Regions from separate parts of the Homo sapiens genome. Here region 1 is linked to region 2. A link is an interaction called in ENCODE POLR2A ChIA-PET data of the cell type or tissue named here. Cell type or tissue: HCT116. All regions are shown on one strand. Each heading gives the region's core, and the rest is flanking DNA. Links, peaks and the distances in the headings are about the cores only.

Region 1 (3,904 bases), core at 1,391-3,890, 110 kb after region 2:
ATCACAGGAGATGAAACCTCCATGCATGTTATCTTCCAGTGGGACAAGATGTGGAGGTGGAAGATAGTGATACTGATGATCCTGACCTCGTGTAGGCCTTGGCTTATGTGTGTGTGTGTGTGTGTGTGTGTGTGTCTAGGTTTTTAATAAGTTTAAAAGTTAAAAAAAAAATTAAACACAGAAAAGAGCTTACAGAATAAGGATATAAAGAAAGAAAAATATTTTTTGTACAGCTGTGCAATGTGTCTTTTAAGCTAAGTGTTATTATGAAAGAGTGAAAACTCTTAAAAAAATTAAAAAGCTTTATTACTGAAAAAAAATTTTTTTAAGTAAGTTTAGTGTGGCCTAAGTGTATAGTCATGTCCTAGGCCTTCACATTCACTCACCACTCACTGACTCCTCAGAGCAACTTCCAGTCCTGCAAGCTCCATTCATAGTTAAGTGCCCTATACAGGTGTACCTTTTAAAAATTCTTTATAGCGTATTTTTCTTGTCCCTTTCCTATGTTTAGATAACATAAATACTTACCATTGTGTTGCAACTGCCTACAGTATTCAGTATAGTAACATGCTGTAGAGGCTTGCAGCCTAGGAGCAAAAGGTTCTATCACATGGCATAGGTGAGTAGCAACCTGTACCATCTGGGTTTGCACAATGACAAAACAGCCTAACGGTGCATTTTTCAGAACGTATCTCTCTGTCAAGCAAGGTATGATCGTACTACTGAATTTTAGTGTCAGCAACTGTGGTTTGGCGTCTGTAGCACTGCCACACTCTGCCAGATTTACTGGGAAAGAATGCAGTTGGGCCTACTGTGCGAATAATGAATTTGCATTAAGTGAAGGTCTAAAATCATATTAGAGTAAGTTGCATAAACAAAGATCTCATAGTAATTTAAATTTTAAAAAAGGAGCAGAAGAGTTGGGTGATAACCTAATAATAGGGTTTACTAATTAGCATGCCGAATGCAAACAGTGATTCGAGTAGTAATTCTGCACGCCGACATGTAAAGTGCAAGAGTCGGCGCCTCAATAGTCAGTCCCACCTCATCTTGTACACAAAACATCATTATCCAGGACATTACATCTATTTTGTTATTTGAAAACATTTTTGGTTTTCTACTCAATTTGTAAACATCACTGGTTTGATAGCTGAGAAACAGCTATGTACAAAATGAGTTTATGCCTAGTTCTGTACATACCTTTTATGTAGAAGAAACATTAAAAAATATTTTAAGTCAACATTGGGGGGTGGTTCATGATACGGTACTGTTTCCCTTTACATTGTCAGCTCCAGTCTACCTGCAGTTTTTGTCTCTCAACATGGACTTGGCCATCTACCATGTGAACGCTACATTGTCCACACTACCAGTATCCTCCAGGTCTTTGCCTCACTGTCTATCTGTCACTAGTGCCTGGCAAGTCCTTAGTCCTGGATGAACCCACTGTCTACTCTCCCTACTTCCTGACTCAGGTTGCTAAGTATCTCTCAAGAAAATCATGTGACATGCAGTTTGGTACTGCTACGAATGCATGGTCCTGGCCTCAGAACGCCCTCACTGCTTCCTGTCAATCCTGCAACTTCCTGGGTCTGCCTTGTTCCAGTGGTGTCAACAATTCATTTAGAGATCTTCCACTCCTGAGCTCCTAATCCCTCTACCTCCTTGTTCCCACTTCTCCCCATCCCCAGAAAATGAACTTGACTACTCTGCAGAAGAAATAAAAGCCATCAAGTAAAAACTCCAAGTTTCAGCGGGGGGCGATGGCTCACGCCTGTAATCCCAGCACTTTGGGAGGCCGAGGCGGGCAGATCACAAGGTCAGATCGAGACCATCCTGACTAACACGGTGAAACCCTGTCTCTACTAAAAATACAAAAAAAAATTAGCCGGGCATGGTGGCGGGCGCCTGCAGTCCCAGCTACTCGGGAGGCTGAGGCAGGAGAATGGCGTGAACCCGGGAGGTGGAGCTTGCAATGAGCGGAGATCGCACCACTGCACTCCAGCCTGGGCGAGACTCCATCTCAAAAAAAAAAAAAAAAAACCTCCAAGTTTCTGTCACTACAGATATATGAGTGTCACCCTGTTCTTTGTCCCACATCTGTTATTCCTATCTAAGGCTAATACTGTATTCCATCAACTCAAAGACGCACATCCCTTCACAGGTTACCATCACTTACATTGGGATGTGTCTTATGATGCCATGTCAGTGCACAGGCAGCATATTTTCCTTTCTTAATGGTATGTGCAATACCGATATGTCTCACAATCAATGGGGTCAGAGAGGCAATGCAAGGGGGCACCCTCCAAACCTCTGGATCCTATCTTAGGGACTTTGCGTGTCCTGGGTCTTCAACTCACAACTCTCTCCAAAGTAGATATGAAGGCCCAAAACATAAGATTGGGTCTTGGATCAATTCCTTGCTTTACAAGTATTTCTCTGTTTTTTTTCTAGCCAGAGTTTCCATATGATGGAACTGAATATAAAAAAGAAGAGGGTTGCGGTGTTTGTGTGCAGAGTGAAAGACATTGCATTTCCAACCTCTAACGGGCCCAGGGACTGTCTGGCTACTGTAATTAGCTCCTTCTCATCATCACTTGAACATGTTCAAATATTTAATCTCTTCACAAATGGCAACAATCACCTCTCCTGGACTCCACATTCTCCTCCAGCTCCTCCCACTCTCTCCTCTCCTCCTGCCAAACCTTCATGGAAACTGACTAGCCAAGGCCATAATTTCTTTCTTGCTGCTAAAATCCAAGGCCCTGTTATCTTTTGACCCCTCAGTCTTTGGACCAAAAGACCCCTCAGGTTGTCTTTATCAGCGACGGCCACTCCTGCCTTCTTCTCTATGCCACTATTTCCCATCCCCCTTGGCAGGTTTCCTGTTCTTTTATGGCTTTGTTGTCCACTCTTTTATACTTGATACACTTCAAAATCAACATGTCCCATATACTCATCAGCTTTCTCGCCTCGCCCTTCTGAGTATTTCAATCTCTCCTACATCTAATCAATCACCAAACCTTGTCATTTCTATTAATAGCTCCTACATGCCCTCCACCCTCAAATATCCCTCAATTTCACCCATCTATTTTCATTCCAACGGTCACCATTGGAACCTGGGCACCCTCATCTCTTAGCTGGAGTACTGTAAGAGACTCTCTCTAATCCATCATCTATACTGCAGCCAGTGTGATCCTTCTGAAATGCAGATCTCCTCCCTGGTTTAAAACTCTGAGGTCTTGTAACGCTCTCAGAATAAAATCCAAACTCTCTGCAAGGTCCACGTGGTCCTGAGCAGTAAGACTCCCAGTTCCCCAGACTTAGCTTTGAGGTTCAGCAAGTGCTAAACTCCCCTGTGAGCTGCTTGCTTCTTCATCTAACCACCACATTTCATCAATTCTAGGGCACATTTCCAAATATTTCAACATTTCTGAAACTGGGATGCATATTATAACTGACAATGAATATATCAGTTTAACTGGCAATTTTTTTCTTAGTGGTACATAAAATAGTGCATAATGCAATTGATAATGTCAGAGTCAAAAAACATGGTAATTCCCAGCTATTCTTTAAATATCAGACTAAATGTCACCTCCTCACCTAAGCCAGTCTAGGTGCTTCTGACTGAACATCCACAGTACCCGGTATTTGGCACAGCACTCAGCATTGTGTATGTTATTTTTTAAAATGACTGTCTTCTTCTCTAGGCTGTAAATTATGGCAGCATAGTGTTTGACAACAGTGAGTGCTAAATAAATGTTGAAGGAGTGATTGTTTTTCTCAAACATATAAAGTTTAAAAAATGCAGAGACAGCAACATCATGTAAAAAAATTAGTTGATGAAATAAAAAAATACTAAGGCTAGAGACCTCAAAAACTTGGATTCACTTCCACTAATAATATA
Region 2 (3,479 bases), core at 517-3,016:
GGAGAGGCGGAACTGGCCAAGTCTTTGATGACCATGTGAAGAAGCCCCCAGCCCTGAGGGCGAGAGGCCAGAGCCTCCCTGATGCTGAGTCCAGACCAGGAGTCCAGCCAGGAGCTGGTCACTGGTGGAGCTAGAGGCTTTTCAAGTGCATCCTGGGACTTCTGACCTTCCCTCCTGACAGTTCTCATCCCCAGCTGCCGGTGAGTCACCTGGGAGCTTCGAAAAGTCCCGATGCCCTGGCTGCTGGCCACACCCAGCCCAACCACATCAGAGTCGCTGGGCTGTGGCCAGCTTGTAGCAGCTACTCAGGTGTTCTCCAAGGATGAGAACCACAGATTTAGTCACTGCAGCATGGCAGGGGTGGGGGTGGGAGAACAGGAGGCTTGGAAAAGGAAACTCGAACAGGCTCAAGAATATCAGACACAGCCTTGGGAGGGGGGCCGGGCCCTGCCCTTGTGGCCAGCTGCCTCACCTGCCTGGGCCCCCGCCCGCTGCTCACGATGCAGGCCCGTACATACCACTAAGGCCCAGGCGGTGCGGGTACCTTCACCCCACGGATCCGCAAGCTTGGCTCAACCAGGGAGCCATGAAGCAGGCTGGGAGAACACGGCTCTGCAGGAAGCCAGGGCTCTGCTGAGTTTCACAAGGCAGCTCTGTGGACGTGAGGCTGCTAGGTTAGAAGACTGGACGGAGAGGATTCCCGCCAGGGAGAGGCTGACCCAGCACGCTCTCACCAGGCTTCAGTCAGCCCCTCAGTCAGGGCCAGGAGCCGCCACTAAGCCCCACACTGGGGCAGTGTGGCTCTGGAGCCCGAGTGCCTGGGTTCAAATCCCAGCTCTGGCCCTGGCTGACGCTGTGGCCTCGACTGTCTCAGGTGAAGGAAGAGTAACAGGAAGGGATGATGCAGGCAGTTTGCAGCTGGAACACAGAGCAGGGCCCCAGGCAGGCTTGCTCTAACTGTGGCCAGCTCTTTCCTTCCTTAGGAAGTGGTTCCCGGACTCTTCTGAAGGCACTTCCATCAGTAAACAACTTCTGAGCATTCCCAATAGATGTATGTGTATAAATTGCACTCATGGCTCTAAAACAAATCAGCAGAACACATTCTAGAAAAAATCGCATTCAAGAGATACTATACTAATAGATTATGTATATTATAAAAAACACAATAAAAAATAGACATTTTAAAGGGATGAGATTAAAATATAGAAAGAAAATTCCCATATGTTTTTCCTGCTGCCGCTGGGGTTGTGTGTCCATCTTTGGGGACCTCTGAGGGAGGCCCTGGAGCCACTGAGAGGGGCGGTGGTCGCCAGGGGTCTGGAAGATGGAGTAAGGAGGCCTGAAGGGGCCCCAGGGAGGCTTCGGGGAGGCAGGGGTAGGGGTTACAGCTCCGCGCCGCTGGGGAAGCGGAATCTGCGGGCGGAGGCCGGGGCACCGTGCTGTCCAGGGCAAGGGGAACGCAGTCCCGCGGCATCCACGACGGAGGGGCCCGGCCGCGGGGCCTGGTGGCCCGGGGAGCCAGGGCATGGGCATCCGGGGCAGAAGGACTGCGGGCGCGAAGCTTGGGAGGCAGGGTACTTGGGGCCCGGAGAGTCGCTCGGGCCTGGCTCCGGCAGCAGTCGCGACAGGTCCTCCACCAGGTGCCACTTCTCCTGAACCTGCTGTGAGGAGAACAAGTGGCGAGTTGCGACAGGCGCTGCTTCCCACGAGCGGGTGTGAGGACAGCAGCGGCAGCAACTCTGCGGCCCATGGGCCAGCCCGCACCCAAAGTAGCCAGAGGCCACGCCCCGCCCGAGGCCACGCCCCGCTCGAGGCCACACCCTCCCAGGGCCACGCCCCACCAGGGTCCCGCCCCGATGCAGCCCTAGACCACGCCCTCAGGAGTCCCGTCCACAACGCAGCCAGATGCCACTCCTTCCACGTCCCCGCCCGAGACCACGACCTCCAAGGGCCCCGCCCCCAACGCACCCTGAGACCACGCCCCACTAGGGTCCCACCCCATGCAGATCTAGACCACGCCCGCTAAGAGTCCGTCCCCAAGCAGCCCAAGGCCACGCCCCCGGTAGAGGCCCCACCCTGAGGCCACGCCTTAGCCAGGTCACTGTTCCTCCCTCAGCTCCATTAAGCCCCTGGCCCCAAGCCTAAAGTCGTAATTTTTTTTTTTTTTTGTGGAAACTGGGTGTCTCCCTGTTGCCCAGGCAGGATTGCAGTAGCAAGACCACAGCCCACTGCAGCCTGGACCTCTCAGGCTCAAGCGATCTTCCCACCTCAGCCTCCGGAATAGCTGTGACCACAGGCACGCGCCACCACGCCCAGCTCATTTATTTGATTTTTAGTAGAGACGAGGTCTTGCTATGTTGCTCAGCCTGGTCTCAAACTCCTGAACTCAAGCACTCTTCACGCCTCGGCGTGAGCCACTGCACTCAGCCATGTTATCCTTTTTTCCTTTTTTGAGACGGAGTTTTGCTCTTGTTGCCCAGGCTGGAGTGCAATGGGGCGGTCTCAGCTCACTGCAACCTCCGCCCCTCCGCCTCCTGAGTTTAAACGATTCTCCTGCCTCAGCCTCCCTAGTAGCTGGGATTACAGGCGCCCACCATCACGCCCAGCTAATTTTTTGTATTTTTAGTACAGACGGGGTTTCACTATGTTGGCCAGGCTGGTCTTGAACCCCTGACCTCAGGCAATCCACTCACCTCGGCCTCCCAAAGTGCTGGATTACAGGCACGAACCACCGTGCCCGGTTTTTTTTTTTTTTTTTTTTTTTTTAAGTAGAGACGGGGTTTCGCTATTTTGGCCAGGCTGGTCTTGAACTCCTGACCTCAGGTGATCCACCCACCTCGGCCTCTGAAAGTGCTGGGATTACAGGCGTGAGTCACCACGCCCGGCCACATTCTCCTTTTAAAAAATTAATTACTTATTTTTGGTGGAGACCAGGGTCTTGCTTTGTTGCCCAGGCTGGTTTTAACTCATGGCTTCAAGTGATCCGATCCTCCTGCCTGGGCCTCCAAAGCGTTGGGATTACAGGCAAAGGCCCAGCCCCTAAGGTCATGTACTTACCAGGTCTGGCTCCTGGTCTCAGGAGCCCGAGCTGTTCTCTTCCTCCCCTTCCCCGTCTTCACTCTCAGCCTGAGGCCACGCCCTCCAGTGGGAAGAACCCACCTGACCCGCTCAGACGTGTTCTAGGCCCTCGGCCACACATAGGGAAGGGTTTCCACTGAAGCTGCTGTCCCCTCACCAGCCCCGAGGACACTCACCCACACCAGCTGCTTCCGGAGCCTGTGGATGGCCCTGGCATTGGCCTGGGTCTGGGAGACGCACACCGTCAGGACAAGGCTTGGGTGGGAAGGGGATTCGTGGTCAGTTGCCCCTGGGGCCACAGGCGCCTCTCCCTGACTTCCTCTCTCCCCACCTCAATCTCTACAATACGCGGTACTGGGGTCTTCTCACTGCACACTGCTGTATCTGAGGATGGGACCCTC

What was found. ChIA-PET counts read pairs that join two places held together with the same protein. Peaks named below come from ENCODE experiments on the same cell type or tissue, not always from the same donor. Only the 100,000 strongest peaks of a DNase experiment are listed, where the experiment ranks them.
Region 1: POLR2A ChIA-PET joins it to region 2 with 7 read pairs; 4 of 35 experiments call an interaction of 5 or more read pairs at or near these places.

What each region holds. Positions count from the first base shown.
Region 1 is chr17:78,026,040-78,029,943 of GRCh38, reverse strand. The region is part of intron 3 of TNRC6C (trinucleotide repeat containing adaptor 6C); the gene reads right to left. Among named protein-coding and RNA genes, the nearest start is that of TNRC6C, 69 kb to the right of the region's middle. In HCT116, for the core only: no CTCF peak of the experiment used is centred there; no DNase peak of the experiment used is centred there.
Region 2 is chr17:78,139,016-78,142,494 of GRCh38, reverse strand. It overlaps TMC8 (transmembrane channel like 8), which reads right to left. Exons shown (of 16, transcript NM_152468.5): 15 at 3,255-3,333; 16 at 1-1,661. The coding sequence ends at 1,383. Among named protein-coding and RNA genes, the nearest start is that of C17orf99, 5.6 kb to the left of the region's middle. RefSeq lists silencers at 1-167, 1,689-1,878 and enhancers at 160-239, 1-1,081, 2,718-3,357, 3,472-3,479. In HCT116, for the core only: no CTCF peak of the experiment used is centred there; a DNase peak (open chromatin) is centred at 1,964; H3K4me3 peaks cover 2,084 bases; H3K27ac peaks cover 1,988 bases.